Regions from separate parts of the Mus musculus genome. Here region 1 is linked to region 2. Evidence: chromatin loops called from intact Hi-C (ENCODE). Cell type or tissue: gastrocnemius. All regions are shown on one strand.

Region 1 (8,000 bases), 48 kb before region 2:
AAGGTAGTGACCACATTGCTTTTGTTCAATGTTATGTCTACTACTGTTTGCTCCCTGGGTTTTGATAATGGCTGAGGCTCAGCAGATGTGTGATGAATGAATGAATGAATGAATGAATGAATGATTACATCAATAAATGAACTACATGAAAATTCGACCCTCCTGCCTTCCCTTCCTCAACTTACCACCAAGTGGGTTGGATGCCCTGCAAGCTGTCTGATATTTCTAGATGATCTACTGATTTCAGAATCCTCTAACTTCGGAGCCCATAAGACATGTTGAGAAATCAGTTTGGGAAACTGAGGCTCAGAGAGGCTTAGTCTCACTCAGTTTCTTCTTATTTGCTCTTCTTTGCTGGTGGGATATGGGTTGCTGGGGTGGTAGGTGAGTTCTGTGAGCTGGCCTCCCTCGTAATTGCCAGGGCCTGGGTACTGAGCAAGCCTGGGGAGTGAGTTCCACTTTCCTACAGAGATGGAGCCTGGGGGCAACAACCTATGCCTGGACTCACACTGTTTGCTATCCAGACCCCCAGGCAGTGACCGATCCCCTTCCTCCCTCCTTGCCTGAAGTCCAAATAGCACCCCACTGTCTGTGGCAGGGTGAGGTGATGTCTGGTTCCTCCTTGTGCTCTGTAAGCAGTGATTAATCTGGCTCCCAAACCAAAATAGAGAGCGTGCTGTATTATAAACACGGGGCCTGCGGAGGCCCGCCTGCCAGGCAACCACGGCCCCAGCTCTTCTGTGGCTCCTCTGCCTCCCTCGGCCCACCTGGCACCCTTCATCCACACACAGGAAATCACTGCCCTGGGGCCACCTTGTGGGATGGCTGGCCCCTGTAATTGCCAGGGCCAAGAGAAGATAATGGTTTAAGAGCCTCATGTCCCCAGCCCTGTGATTTAAAACTGTTTGGTAAACACTGTTGAAGGGGCTTCCAGGCAGCCCCCTCCGCACCCCACCTCCCACCTTGACTGTGTTCCCACCGGATTTAGAAGCTCATGTTCACAGTCACATTCAAGGCCCTCTGGAGTTCACTATTGAGACAGCTCAGTCCATCCCACAGTTCTAAAGTCTAGAGAATGGTCTAACCTTGGCCTCAGCTTCCTGACAGCCTATCTTCTCCTGGAACCTCAGTCTCTTGTCAGTCCAGTGAAGCAAGAGATGGCCAAAATGGTGACTTCGGTCTTATCCAATGTGGGAACTTCATTATTCTGCTACTGACCTTTGCCCTAGGATGTTGCCATGACCAAAATGGCTCTGTCTCAGGGAGATGCATCTTTAAGGGGACCTTTCTTCTGGGCTAGTCCCAACCACAGTGATTGATGGTTAACATCTGAAAGATTTTGGGCCATAATCCACACACTCTCTCATGAAAGCTGTGTGGCTTCAGGATGGCCCCTAACCTCTTTGAGCCTCCTTTTCCTCACTGTAAGTGTACCAAGTGGTACCTATCTCTTAGAAGTGATCCAGGGTGTTAGTGAGCACGCATGCTTAAGGCACGGGGTTAGGCATGGTGGGTTCTGTGATTCACTTCCTTCCAGCTCTTTCCTGAGCATAGGTTTGCTTAAACCTCATCTGGGATTTAACTGAACACATCCCTTTTCTTTAGGGGAGAGCGATGCTGTGGATTGGTTTTCAGGAGTCTTGGGGTGCTAGAGGCTCCTGCCTCACACTGCCCCCATTGTTGTTCTTGGTCCCCGAGACTCTGGGCTGTTTACAGTGATCCTCTAGGCAAGCAAAGCTTGGCAGAGTGAGTTCAGAGAGGTAATTGCCGGGGTTCGATCTCGCAGCAAGAGCGCATGGCTCACCTTGATGCTTCTGTGGGAGAAAAGGGCCTCAGCTTGTTCCTCCTCGTATCCTGTCATGCCCTGTCCCCTTGTCCCTAGGGTTTCCTGACACAGCTTCAGTCGACGGCTCTGACCTCCATCTGCCTCTCTGCCCACTGCCCTTATCTGTTCTTTTGCAGTTACATAGGCCTTCTTGTGCTTCTCAGCTCGCTTCTCAGCATCTCTGCCCTGGGGCTTCTGTACCCTCTGTTCCACTTTTCAGGATGCTACCTCCAGGTCTGTCTACCTTCCCCCATCAGCCATCCCTTGGCTGTCCCTGGAGTCACCACCCCTCCCCAGGCATGCTGTCCTCTGTACCCTGACTTTATTTGTTCGTGGCAACAAGCCGTAGCATCAGATTTGCCATTTCAAACCATTTCTCAGTGCACTGGTGATGGTGTTCAGCACAATCGAGCGATTGATTGTTGAGCAACTGATCCCCGGAACATATTCATCTTGCAAAGCAGACTCCCGCTGCTCATTGCACTGCATCTCCTGCCTCCCACCACCTACGCTTGCCTTTTCTACTTCATTTCTTTCTAGTTCCTTTCGAGGAATGTAAATTCTCGAGGCAAAGCATGTTGCCTGGCTCCTTTTTCCCATGAGGAAAAACCTGCTGGCCCACGCACACTCCATCACTGTTTGTTGAGTGAGTGAATGAATGAATGAGAAATGAAAGCCATAGTAACAACCGTAGCTGGTGTTTCTAAGGTTGCTGAATTCAGTGCCAGACACCACGATTTGTGCTTCCTACGCAGATCATGCCACCCAGGCATTGGCTCTTCCTGCCCATTTTATAATTTCTGAGGAAATCAAAGTTCAAAGAGTCATTGTCTCTGGCCACATAGCCAGCCCGAAGGCAAACAGTCCTGGAATCCAAATCGATCTGTAATAAGAGCGGAGATCCTTTTGTCTAGCTGCTTGCTGTAGTCTGGGGATCACCTTGCCTACTTGTGACCCAGTGGGGGATTTTTTCCTAGGGGCAGCTCTTGATCTAGAGTAAGATGTGTTTCGTGGGTGGTAGTCTCTCTTGGCATGAGACGATTCTGAAGAAATGCTGGCGAACTTCCCGAGCCCCCTCCCTAAGACAGATTCTTCTGTTTGTAATGAAGACTGCGACTTCCTATGCATCCAGGATGCTGACGGACACCTGTGTGAGGCTGTGTTTATGTGTCTGTAGAGCAAGTGCGTTAGGGGGCTGGGATGAAGGATCAGCTGGTAGAGTGTCAAGCATGCTAGAGTCCTGGGTTTGACTCCCAGCATCACATAAACCAGCTGTGGTGGTACAGGCCTGTAAGTGAAGGCCTGGGAAGTGAAGGTAGGAGGAGCAGGTGGCCAGTGCCATCCTTGGCTACATGGGGAGTTGGAGGCCGGCCTGGGCTGCATGGGACTCTCTCTTAAAATAAAAGAAGAAAGGAAGGAAGGAAGGATGGATGGAAGGAAGGGAGGGAGGGAGGGAGGGAGGGAGGAAGGGAGGAAAAAAAAGAAGGGGACAGAAAAGAGAAACAAAACAGAAAGAAATGAGGTGGCGTAGGGACTTATGTCAACCATGATCTCCATATGGCCGGCTGTCCAGGGCCTGTGCTGATTGACTTACTATCCCTTGTCATAGACTCTCAGGGGCCCTAGAACTTAGAGTTAGAAGATAACAGAACCTAAGGGGCCTCAGAGTTTCAAATCCCCCGTTAGAGGTCCACAGAAGGTTGACGATCACACACTCAAACATGCACCGTAAGTCAGGGGCAGTGTCTCTCCTAAACAGAGCCCTGGTGTGAGAGGCCTGCCAGGCGGCAGCCTGGTGTCACTGAATGAAGATGAAGAGTCAAGGCTGCCACTGAGCATCTGGGCAGCCTTCTTCTCCTTGGAATAGGAGCAGAGCCAGCAAGGAAAGAGGCTGTGTCTCTAGGTGATATGGTCATGGTACATGAACTGGAGTGGCAGATACCGTGTGTGTTCCAGATCGCCCTTGTCCCTGTTCCTTATGTGACAGACCCTTTGCTCCTGTTCCTGACTGCCTCCAACTTTCTGAACTTCCAAGGCAAGGCTGGGATGTGGACCACTGGGTCATAGTCTCTCACTCCACCCCCATCCTCTGCTCTAACAAAAGATGACTCCAGAGGATTCAGTGAACTCCATCTGGCCTGCATCCATGCAGGAAGTGTGTACCATATCCCTACCATAAAGCCTATTGCCTGATGACAATTCTTCACCCCCACAGGGACACAAGGGCCATCCTGGAGCAGCAGGGCACCCTGGAGAACAGGTGAGGCCTGCCTGCACTGCACTGTACTGCCTGATTTTCCTTCTTCCAGTTCCTGCTTGGTACCAGCCTCCTCCCTGGACTCCCTTCCCTGGAACCCCAGAACAAGGCCTTAGGACTTCCCCTGACCATCACCCCCGCCCTTCCCCAGTCAGCCACGCTCTCTTAGAAGAGCCAGTGTCTGTACTGCGAGCCCAGCCCAGGGCTGGCAGAAGCCCCTGGACTCTGGTTAGAGCCATGAATAGCTGGCCTGTCCCCGGCAATGTTAGGCGATATTATCCCTTCCATTCGCCTTGGGGTTTGCAGGAATTCTGGCCTCCTGGCCCAACTCAAACAGCAGCCCTGCCAGGGAACATCCAGCCAGCCCTCATCTGTGCTTTCTTATTTTGAGCCTGGAGCAGAAAGATTTGTCCCAAGAGCTGGTCTGAACAGTTTCAAGAGAGGTGGGCTTGGGGCCCAGCACACACGGCTTGATGTCTTTCCCCCTTTGCCTCACATTCTTGCCTCCTCCTTGTCCACTGTAGGTACCCTCCCCAACCCCAGGACCCTGACTGAGCTAGAAAGGGCCTCACCTTTCCTAACATTTCTCTTGTTCCTTCGCAGGGGCAGCCAGGACCTGAGGGCAGTCCAGGGGCCAAAGGTTACCCTGGCAGGCAGGTGCAGTATATGCTCTGGAAGCCCTGCCCATGGTGGTGGCCACAGTGCCCCAAGGAGAGGGAGGATGTGGGCTGGGGCCAATAAACTGCCCCTGGGGGCAGACCCTAAGGAAAGGGCTGGCCAGGGACTAGACCTGGCCACAATGCTGCAGGCTCAGAGGTTCTACAGGAGAACTAGGGCTTAGAGAAGGGGTTCCCAAGACTCCTCTCCAGTCTTGCCCTGAGTCACCTCTGGTTCAACCCATACCATGGATGTTTCTAAGGACAGCTGAAGCCCAAGATAAGACTGGCCCTGGGACATTGGCAGCAGGGAGGGCGTCTCCATATGTCCTCGCCCCCCATATTTCTGTTTCAGGGGTTCCCTGGACCTGTAGGAGACCCTGGCCCCAAAGGCAGCAGGGTAAGTGCTTTTTGGCTAGTCCCACCCAGGTGGCACATGCATAGACATCACTGGGCGCTCTATGGGTTGATGGGAGATCAGGGATATGAGAGACTGTGGGCTAGGGCCTGACAACCACTGAACTCCATCTACCTTGAACTGCCAAGGAGGCACTCCACATGGGCTCTCCCAGAAAGGAGACAGCGAAGGTTCTGGGTATGCTGAGTAGGGAGACGGAGGTAGAAGACAATCGACGTGGGTCTCTGTGGGCATGGGTGGCTCTATTGATGATGCATGCCAGGATGCTGCTAAGACTGGACTCCTGAAGTCAGGCCTGCTGCTTCTCAAGAAATGCTCAGCAGCAAGTAGATCACATGGCCGTCAATCTGGGCAGGTCCTCAGTGACATATCCTCTTCCGAGCCAAAGCTATATTATATATATTACATTATATTATATTATATTATATTATAGTATAGTATAGTAGGTTGGGGGGCCAATATGGACCCATTACTGGCCTTAATCTCTGTAGCAGTCTAGCAGTTACGAGGGTGGGCACAACATGGGAAGGCAAGGTCCCTTGGACATTACATGGCATGCAGGGTCAGGGCCACTCTTGTTCTGGGATTCTGGGTCTCTCTCCTGAGGCTCCCATGAGTAGTGGCCTCAGAGGGAATATCTAGAATCTGAAGAGAGCACCCAGAGTCCAAGGCAATCACCTTCCTCTTCTTTCTCTTGTGTGTGAAGGAGTACTACCCACACCAGCCTTGGAGTCTGCATGACTGACTAAGACACCCCAGTCTCTGACTCTGTCACTGACCCCAGATGGTCACTAGGCTTCTCCAAGGACACTCATCTGTGAACACAAGCCATGAATTCTATATGGAAGAGGCAGGGTATAGTGGTTAAGATGGTGGTTGCTGATCAAGCTGGTTACTGAGGTATTTGGGGAAGAAGAGCTGGTACCAGTCTTCCTCAATTGTGTGTTCATGGCGCACTGGTTAGGGGTGTGGGCCTAGGAACCACAGAGCTTGAATTCAGAGACCAGTTCTGCTATGCTACAGCTGTGTGGCCATGGGAAGATCATCTTACCTCTCTGGGCCTAGATGTTCTCAGCTGTAGCGAATTTTAATAACCCCTACCAGGAGCGTTGTAAGGATGCGATAATGTAATCATGTGTCCAGTCCGTAGCTTGTGGGCTGCATTTGTCCTAGGATAGATAGCTATGGATTCAGCCCAACTCAATAAGAAATAATAAACTCAAAACATTCTATAAGATTTTTTGCAATCTACCCGCCCCCCCCCACCCCCACCGCTTTTATAACTTGATTGTGAGATTCTCAAGTGTGAACTTTATAGATGATAACTTTCTCACAGTGTCAAAGTGTGCTCAGTGTGCGTGAAGCATTGAGTCAGGCCTGGCAGGTGGCTTGGCAAGCAGTTGCTTTTGCTGTAGTTATCATTAAACTGCTGCATAGCTTCTATTGGTACAAACCCTGTGCTGGATCCTGGTCCTTGAGAAGTTATCAGAGGACAGGGAGGCAAAGAGAGAAGCCCTGTTATCAGGATACTGAAGGATGCTGGGGGGATGAGCTTGCTCTGATCTGCATGTTTGGTACTAGGAAAGAGAGCCCTTGAGATGGGCTATGTATGTCATGATTCTAACACCATGAGGTAGGCAGGGTAGGCCTGCTTGGGGACTCAGGGGGGACTCAGACTTGGGGACTAAAGACCAGCTACATTCACTCTGGGCCACCCACGTAAAGTGGTGACATGCCTGGGTCCTTAAGTCCATTGGGCCCAGATGACCTTTGAGCTTAACACAAATCAGCTGAATACAAATTGGCATCATCTCTAGCCTCCGGGGTTCTTGCCAGGGTTAACTCAGGATCACCCATGTGCCTGGCACAGAGTCAGCTCTCTGGGGGGGGGGGGCATGCTGACTGGCAGCATTTGTCAACCAGGGTAGATGCAAGCCCCCAGATCCAGGACCTCTGAACTATAGGAGCAACCATTGCAGGGAGCATCCACAAGGCAGGCAGATCTCCCAGCCCTGCAGCATCTAACCTGGGTACGAGCTTCCTTCCACAGGTCGCGAGCTGGGTGCCGGGCCTCTGCCATCCTGTGCTGCCCTCCCTGGTGTGAGCGTATGTGCCTTTGGACTACATCGTGAACGCAGCACCATGCAGTCCACGGGCATATACACTTGCCTCAAGGTCTATGTCATCGAGGACCCCTGGAGCCACCACCACAGAGGACCGGGCCGTGGGATGGCAGCAGGGAGGCTGGGCTGACTGCACCCTATGCTTAACCTCTCTGATCCCCACCTGCTCTTTTCTAGGGTTACATTGGTCTTCCGGGGCTCTTTGGCCTGCCAGGGTCGGATGGAGAGCGGGTAAGTACATTTGTCTGTGTACCGACACCCTCTACTTCTTCTGCGATAGCAGACTGCCTGCTGATGACGTCCATGCTGGGAGTACCTAAGTAGGGTGAGGCCCAGGAAGCAGCATGTGTATACTTCACTGTTATAGCACTGGTGGTCCCGGACAAGGCAGGGGTGCCCCAGGCTTGGTGTTCTAGGTACGCAGGGCAGTGAGGCTAGAGAAGGGACTCAGCAGAGGAGTCTCTAACCAGCCACAGGCATTTATATGTTCTGCAAGGATGGCCAGTTGACTGTTTTGTAAATAAAGTTTTATTGACCGTAGCTCTGCTTATCGATCACGGCTGTTTATGGCTGCTTTCCTGCCACCGTGACAGAGCTGAGTAGCTATGACAGAGGCCACCCACAGAGCGCCAAGTCGTCTCTCTCCTCCCTTTGGCACAGGCATCCACTCATCACTGGCACGGCACTTGGCTGCTTTATAAAGTGTTGTGAGGCTTGTCTC
Region 2 (8,000 bases):
CAGCCTGTGTCTGAGCATCACGCTTGGCCATCCAGAGGGCACAAAGGAGCCTTGGTCATTCTTCACTCATTCTGCCACTGTTCCCACTGTGTGAGCCACCATTGGAGGCAGCCACATGGGACAACAGGGCAGGCCTAAGCCCTGCCTGGCCTTGTCACCTGGGCATAGGTCACATACACCTAACTGGCTTTTAACAGTCAAAGCTATCCACTAAAGGTAGTGTGGAACCATAGAATTTTAAGACAAGTTCTCTTCTGAGTACAGTAGCCTAGAGGAGTCACCAAATCTTTGTGCTGTCTGTCACAGACAGTAACTTGTTTCACCTTAGGCATTACCCTGCCAGGGAAGTACTGTTGCCCTCAGAAAAATGCCGACATAGATAGGTTATAACACTTGCCTCAGGCTGCACAGCTGCACAGCGATGCTATCTCAACCTCCCTAATGCTCGCTCGGAGTGCAGGTGTGAACATGGAGAATAGCTGGAGCTGAGATCTGAACCCAGAGACGCTAACTCGTTGACATACCGAACGTAGTCTCCTTTTCAGTTACAAGGAGTAAATGGAATGGCCTCCTACCCTGGTGTGAAGGCACATGGCCTCCTTGTGAAGAGGAAACAGGATTATGTAGGCTGCCCAAGCTATTTACCAAGCCCTGTGTGGGGTTCTGATACCACTCTCCTATTGGCTGCTTCTGGTTTTAAGACAAGGCCTGAACTAGACAGCCTGAGTAGCCATCTTGTGGTAGGAAGATGAGACGTTGCTTTGGCCACTAGGGTCCCTCCTAGCACCCATTCCTTCTGGGTCTCTTCAGTGAGACAAGGCCTAAGGGTTTCTGGGCAGCCCCTGACCTAGCTGCAGGGTGAACTATGGAAGCCTGGGCCATCCACATACAAAGAGTACGCTGCCCCCGCACCCCTTCCCAGCAGCAACTAGAAGACTCTCCCCACCGATACACATCCCAGTTGAGAAAACCCAGACTCCTCTCAGAGGATTCAGGACAGGAGGGGACATCCGAGGACCAGAGCCATTTCCTGTGAAGTTTGGCAGAGGTTGAAACATGGGATCAGCCATGGGGAAGGGGCCTAGAGGGGTTCCCACTGCACCTATGAGGTCTGAGTTCTAGCCAAGCCTGTCCTATGTCCTTTGGAAGGCTTGTTGTTCTCTGGGTCTCAGTTTCCCCACCGGTGCCATGCAAGATCTGACAGGCTCTGCTGGCTTTCCTGCCCATGTGTAGGGTGGGCATTCTATGCTGAGAGAGAGGGTCTGGAGACAGAGGGGTGGCCCGTTAACACTCTGTGAAAGAATGAAAGTGCCTGGTCAGCTACCATGAGTGGGGCCAGTCTCTTGTCTTCCCAGCGTGTGGCTGTGCATCCTCAAGCTAGTCTCTTTACCTCTCTGAGGCTTTCCCCATCTGTTCAGGTGGGGAGTTCCTATTGAAGGGCTGCTGTGATATGGAATGCCTGGTGCTACATCTGAGCTTTCAGAGTAAGCTCTTCCCCTTGGACATCAGACAGCTGATTTCCCCTTCTTCTCAGCCTCTGCTTTTCTTTCTGTAAAATGGGCTTGGTTGGGTATGCAGACCCAGTTCCTTACCAAGAGCTTCGACCTTAGGGTGGCCACAGATGCTGGGTTTCCCTATCTTTCCTTTTGCCTTTTCTCTGGGGGCTGTGGTACACTGGATTTTCTGCCCCTGGCAGGAGTGGCTCTGCTGAGCCCAACCTGGCCCAGCTGGAGGGCAACCCCAGGGTGGTCTGCTGATGTGGCCTGTGGGGAATATCATGTGGTTCTGATGGGAACCCTGGCATCCTGCCATAGAAACGCCTGCCTGAGACACAGAGAAGGAGGTAGCTGGGAGACCTTCAGGATAGGCCATCTGGTATCATAACCCTGAATAATGGCTGGCCACCCATAGTGGCTCCTCCATGCAGGAGAGATGGCTCCTCTTTCTCTACATCTCAGCCCTGGCTTCTAGATGTTGTTCTCCTCAATGCCCCATCCCATGTACAGCCTTCTTGGAAGGCAAGTCTAAAGGTCCTGGCCCTCTTATTGGCTCCTATGATAGAGAGTTCACCTCCATCCCAATAAACAGTGGCAGACAGTGGGACAATAAGCAGGCATCTGGTTGGCTTGGGTTCCAATTCTGATTCTACCCTCAACTACCGACCACAGTCAACTTCACTTCCATAATCAGGCCCCTTTCCATGCAATTACTTTCTCTGTGACAGTGTCTCATCCTTTCTCCTAAAAAGGCTTTGATCCCAGGCAGATTAGTTATGTGCTGCATCCCTCAGGCCTCTGAGCCTCCACTCCAAGGGCTGTGCCCTTCTATCAAGGTGTGAGATTGTGTCACATACAGAGCCCAGAACCAGAAGCATTTCTCAAGTCCCACCCCATCTGTGACCTGGGATGTCCGGCCCCTACCTGCCTTCATCTCCCCAGAACTGGGTCACAAGTTAGGGAGGGAATAGGAGGCAGTAAGCTAAGGCCTGGCTTTAGACAGACATACATTGCATTTAGGGTCTCCAGCTGACTTACACAGGCTGTGACCTCTGAAGAGCCTCCCAAGCCATTGCAGATGACCCACCTCAGACTATGTACGGAAGAGGAGGAGGAGGAAGAGCCAGAGGGTCTGGGTAATCTCTTCCTCCTAGTGTACAGTCCAAGGGAGACCTTTGCCGTCCAGGCCACTGTGCTGGAAACTTCTTCCTTTTCCAGGGCCCTCGAGGACCTGATGGACCAGCTGGGGAGCAGGGATCCAAGGGCCTGAAGGTACAGACACCCCCATGTTACTACTCCTCCACCTTCTAGACCCTGAAGTACCCCACCCCAGAATGATTCGGGGCCTGTTCTCAGCAAGTCATTTTGTCACTATCCAGCCTTCTGCTGCAGAGAAAGAGCGGGAGAGGGAGAGAGAGGAAGAGAGAGAGAGAGAGAGAGAGAGAGAGAGAGAGAGAGAGAGCACAATGGGGATCGCTTATGCCCTTCGCCCTTCACTGATCCCTTCTGTGAGAACGGTCCTTGGTTCCCAACCCCAGCACCTCTGTAGTGACTGTGGCAGCCACCCACCTTGTCAGATCTTAAGTACGCCCACAGGCAGTGGGTTGAGGAGGACACTTGGTCTCTTGGGACCCCTCCTTTATGTAAGTGGTCCTCAAGAGTCTCTCTCCCACCTCTACGTGTTCTGCTTCCCACAGGGTCGTGTAGGACCTCGGGGCAGACCTGGCCAGCCAGGACAGCAGGTATGTCAGTTTCTGCTTATACCAGTTCCCTTGTCCCTCCTCAGTTTGTTGTGACACATGCCTCTAAAGATGCCCATTGTACTTCCAGGGTGCAGCTGGTGAGCGAGGCCACTCAGGTGCAAAAGGCTTCCTTGTAAGTAGTGTTGATTCTACAGATTCTCAATATGGCTTTGGGGCAGGTGGGGAAAGATTACCACAAGTTTTTGACCATCATGGGAACCTACAAGTGACCTTCTCTCTCAGCTATAAGGGTGGAGTGGGGATCTGGATAGACCACAGGACTAGCCTGAGGTCAAGGGAGAAGCATAATGGAGAAGTATGAAGAGACTAACATCACCTGTGCTTTTCCACAGGGCATCCCTGGTCCCTCAGGCCCTCCAGGTGCCAAGGGCCTCCCAGGAGAACCGGTAGGTATCTATCCCCTCTCTCTGGTACCTCTGCCCTGAAAGACTGTTCTCCATCTGATTATAGCAGGGACTGTTGGCCAGGTAGAAAGATGGGGAGGGATAGAAAGGATAGGGCTAGGTCTGGCCTGTAGGGGTGGAGAGCTTGGTTCTGAGTTCTAGGGTGAGTTTTGGCTTGCTTGGCCACTGAGTCTGTTACTACGTGGAGATAGCTGGGTTGTGCTTGCTATATGGCTGTGAAGATGGCCTGAGAAATGTATAGACGCCACACTTAGCGTTCAGAAAGGCAGGAGGCAGGAGGCTAGAGAGTCCCCTGGGAAGGGCAAGGGAATAACAAAGGAAGCCATTGACACATAGCTTGTCCTTCAGAAGACATCCCAAGGGATGGGTTTGGGGGAAGCAGAGGAGTTTCTTTAAGAAGACTGGGGAGCCAGACTAGAGACCCAGAAAGATCCTTTGAACCCTAGAAGGCCAGGGGTAGTTGAGGTTGGGTGGGAGAGAGCAGAATAGGAGAGGGCATAGTGATTACAGTTCCAAAGTTGTCTGTTGTAGTAGGGCTGAGGTGCAGGGTGAGACAGCCCTACTGGGGTTCACTTGGATGCAGAGGAGACCCTGGAAATGGATGAAGAGGAACTGGATATGGCTGGGGCTAGGGTGTATGGATCTTCTCTTTCAATTACCATGCCAGACCTTGTGGCTCAGCCTCCCCACAGCTCCCCCCAGGCTGCCTTCTCCTAACTGTGATCTGTCTGTCTCCAGGGCTCTCAGGGACCTCAGGGGCCAGTTGGTCCTCCAGGAGAAATGGGGCCCAAGGTAAGTGCCAAGGAGCCCTGGTTTGTCCTTCAGTGCCGCTGGGGCATCTCAGCCCTCGTGGTCTGGATTCCCACCTGCTGCTCTATCCCTGCCCTGCCCTACAGAAATGGTTAGGTTGGTGCTGCCGAGTTGAAGGTTGAGCCTACAGATAGCACATCTATGCAGGACACAAGGGTGAGGGGCTGGGAGCCTCCCTCACAGCACTGTATGAGATCTAGGACCTTCCTGGGAGGTCCTCCTCACCTCCTGCCTCACTAAGACTGATCTTGGTACAGAATCATAAACAGAGCCAGCCCTTACCATCCTGGCCCAGTGTCAGAAAGAAGCAGGAGAGGCCTAGGCCTGCCCCACCATTGGCCTCTTCCTCCCCACAACCTTATGCAAATCATGGATTTTCCTTGTCTGTCTGCCAAAGGCTCCTGTGTGGTAAACCGCACTCGTGGGTAGGCAGAGGGTCCAGCTGCTGGGTAGTGTAAGGCTCTGCAGGCTTGCAGCCAGCCCTATAGTTTTGCCAATACGCAGAAGCTGCAGGCTAACCCCACTTCTGCAGCTCCCTGGTGTGACCTGAGCACACCCCTTGCTCCAAGAGAGTCCAGTGACTCTTTCTTTCAGGGACCGCCGGGTGCAGTGGGAGAGCCTGGCCTTCCTGGGGACTCCGGAATGAAGGTGAGACAAGATGAAAGATGGGAAAATGACTTGTTGACACCAGTTCCCAGCTGGCGGCCTTGTCCTCTCCCTGGAGGAGGAACAGACCTTTCTTGTGCTTGGGATAATGGGGTCTCTGTCCTGGCTAGGGAGCAAACCTGACCTACCCACTGTAAAGTTCCCAAGCAGCTCAGAGCCCCTGCACTGTCTCCTGCCCAGCTGTGCTTTTTCTGGCACCTGTTTTGATCCCCCTACTGGGGCATCTGCCCCTCCTGGTCTCCATGATACCATCAGCACTTCGGCACAGGTGACCCCATTAACTGTGAGGACACAGGTACCTATTGATACCCAGCCCTGGGGAGCCCCCATCTGTCTGCCACTATTGGAGAAGAACCCTGCTTATCCTGCAGAACTGAGAGCCTAGGAGCATGCTGGCTCAAGGGCACCTGCCAAGGGACTGTAGGACTGGAAGCAAATCATTCCTGTCCTGTGGACCAGTGTCCTGTCATTCTAAGGGAGCTGAACCAGGCCTGGAGCTCCTGGCCTTGGCTCAGCTCTGCCTTATTTTGCCCAAGCAATAAAACAAGTCATCTATGTATAAAGTGCCACTCACATAGAGTGCGTAGTGCGTAGGACTGGCTTCTTCTAGTCAGGACTGTGCTGGTGCACCATGTTCCACTTCCTAGTGCCCAGACACCAGCAGGGAGCACGGTGTGCATGTCTACAAATGAGGAGGACTCATTGGAGAACTTTCAGGAGAGGGTACAGGCGTTCTGGCTCCCCCCTTTTGGTTTCTTACCAAATCTCAAGGAAGAGAAAGGATGGTTGGTGTTCATCAGCTCTGCTCTCCAGCCACGCTGCCCTAGTCATGCCACCCACTTTGACCTGAGTCTGTCATTTCGGCTAGCTTCTCAAGGATAACACTGTTCTTTCAGGATTTTGCAAAGGTTCAGCTCATTTGAATGAAAATGTGTTTAGGACAGCATAAGCAAGTCGATGGCAGTGATGGCGGTGACAATGGTGATGCAGTGATGGTGATGGTGGTGATGCAGTGATGGTGGTGGGGATGCAGTGATGGTGATTATGGTGATGCAGTGATGGTGATGGTGATGCAGTGATGGTGATTATGGTGATGCAGTGATGGTGATTATGGTGATGCAGTGATGGTGATGGTGGGGATGCAGTGATGGTGATGGTGGGGATGCAGTGATGGTGATGCAGGGATGGTGATGCAGTGATGGTGGTGGTATTGGTGATGCAGTGATGGTGATGATGCAGTGATGGTGATACAGTGATGGTGGTAATGCAGTGATGGTGATGCAGGTGATGCAGTGATGGTGATGAAGTGATGGTGGTAGTAATGTAGTGATGGTGGTGGTTATGGCAGTGATGATGATGGTGAGGTAGTGATGTTGATAGTGGTGATGCTGATGCAGTGATGGTGGTGTTTCTGATAATGGTGATAGATTGATGGTGGTGGGGATGGTGATGATGATTTTGGTGATGGTGGTAATGCAGTCATAATAGTAAGGATGATGATAATGGTAGTAGGGCTAATGCTGGTACTGGTGATGACAGTGGTGGAAGGGATAATGATGGTGTTGGTGGTGATTATGGTTTTGTGATTCTGGTAATGGTGGTGACACTGCTGATGGTGTTGATGATGCTGATAGTGGTGGCTATGCAGTGATGATGGTGAGGATGGTAGTGGCGATGGTAATGATCTTGCTGGTTGTGATGGCAATAGTGGTTATGGTGGTGATGGTTGGGATGGTGGTGGTGCTAATGTGGTGGTGGTAGTGGTTGGGATGGTGGTGGTGATGATAGTGATTGCAATGCTGACTGTGATGCTGATGGTTGCTTTGCTGTTCTGGGTGGTGGTAGTAATGGTAGTGATGGTGGTGGTGGTGGAGGTGGTCCAGTTGCCCAGTGGAGGAGCATCCCATGGCCAGGACTTACCTGGAACAAGGGTTTGGACTTAAGTGTTAGAATCTCTCTATGGTTCTCAAGAAGTAGCTTTTTCCAGCTTCTCCGGTCCTAGTCAGAGCAGGAAGAAGGGCTGGCAGAGGCTAAGGCTGGCTATCCACACTCACATGGATTGTGTTTGGCCTCTCCTAGGGTGACCTCGGACCTCTGGGCCCCCCTGGGGAGCAAGGTCTTATTGGGCAGCGGGTAAGTGAAGTACATTTTCCTTCTAGAGCTCCCAGGTCACCTGTGAGCCATGGGCAGGAGAATGGCTTGGATCAACCCCCAAAACTCTCAGATTCCCCAACTGTGGAAACAGCCGAGGAGTCCTGACAGCTTTGACTAGTCTCCCTGGGTACCCAGCATCACCACAGAGATATTTAACCTCCAGATACTTTCCTTCAAATATGTCCCCCTTCCGAAACTGTTCTACAGTTAGCCTTCACCTTTCCAAATGAAACCCATGAGATTGCCTTGCCCTAAGAAGCCCCATGAGATCCTAGCATCCCTCTCTGTACTCTGTGAATGTAGACTCATGGGAATTGTAAGGACACAGCCCGTATCCTTAGCACCTTACAGATGGGGCAGGAAAGGCTCAAGAGTGAGTGAGTTTGTGCAGTCTTCAGGGCACCAGGTCCTCACCCCATCTCAGCCTCCCTCCATCTTCTCTTCCTTATGATGCCCCAAGTTCCCAGTACCCAGTCTCCAGAGGGAAACTTATCCAAAATTAGGCAAAGAGAGAGGGAAGGCCCTAGGCAGCATAGGAGAGCTTAGAGTCCAGAAATGCTAGCTGTGCATGGCCACCAAGCTTGATCAGTTGAGTCTCCTTAGAAAATAGTGTTGAGAAAGGTCCTGTGGCCCCATCTAGACTCAATAAGTTCGAGAGGCAGATGAGTATTCCTTTAACACACACAGTGTACTAGGCATGGGAGCAT

What was found. Peaks named below come from ENCODE experiments on the same cell type or tissue, not always from the same donor. Only the 100,000 strongest peaks of a DNase experiment are listed, where the experiment ranks them.
Region 1: it touches region 2 in a loop (1.8-fold over the local background); 6 of 42 quality-filtered maps call a loop at or near these places.

Annotation. Positions count from the first base shown.
Region 1 is chr4:63,249,604-63,257,603 of GRCm38, forward strand. It overlaps Col27a1 (collagen, type XXVII, alpha 1), which reads left to right. Exons shown (of 61, transcript NM_025685.3): 8 at 4,041-4,085; 9 at 4,686-4,739; 10 at 5,094-5,138; 11 at 7,457-7,510. It overlaps Mir455 (microRNA 455), which reads left to right and starts at 7,248; the gene lies at 7,248-7,329. In gastrocnemius, no CTCF peak of the experiment used is centred here; DNase peaks (open chromatin) are centred at 4,284, 7,313 and 7,970; H3K27ac peaks cover 868 bases.
Region 2 is chr4:63,297,967-63,305,966 of GRCm38, forward strand. It overlaps Col27a1 (collagen, type XXVII, alpha 1), which reads left to right. Exons shown (of 61, transcript NM_025685.3): 29 at 2,715-2,768; 30 at 3,194-3,238; 31 at 3,327-3,371; 32 at 3,592-3,645; 33 at 4,402-4,455; 34 at 5,068-5,121; 35 at 7,219-7,272. Among named protein-coding and RNA genes, the nearest start is that of Orm1, 43 kb to the right of the region's middle. In gastrocnemius, no CTCF peak of the experiment used is centred here; a DNase peak (open chromatin) is centred at 4,779.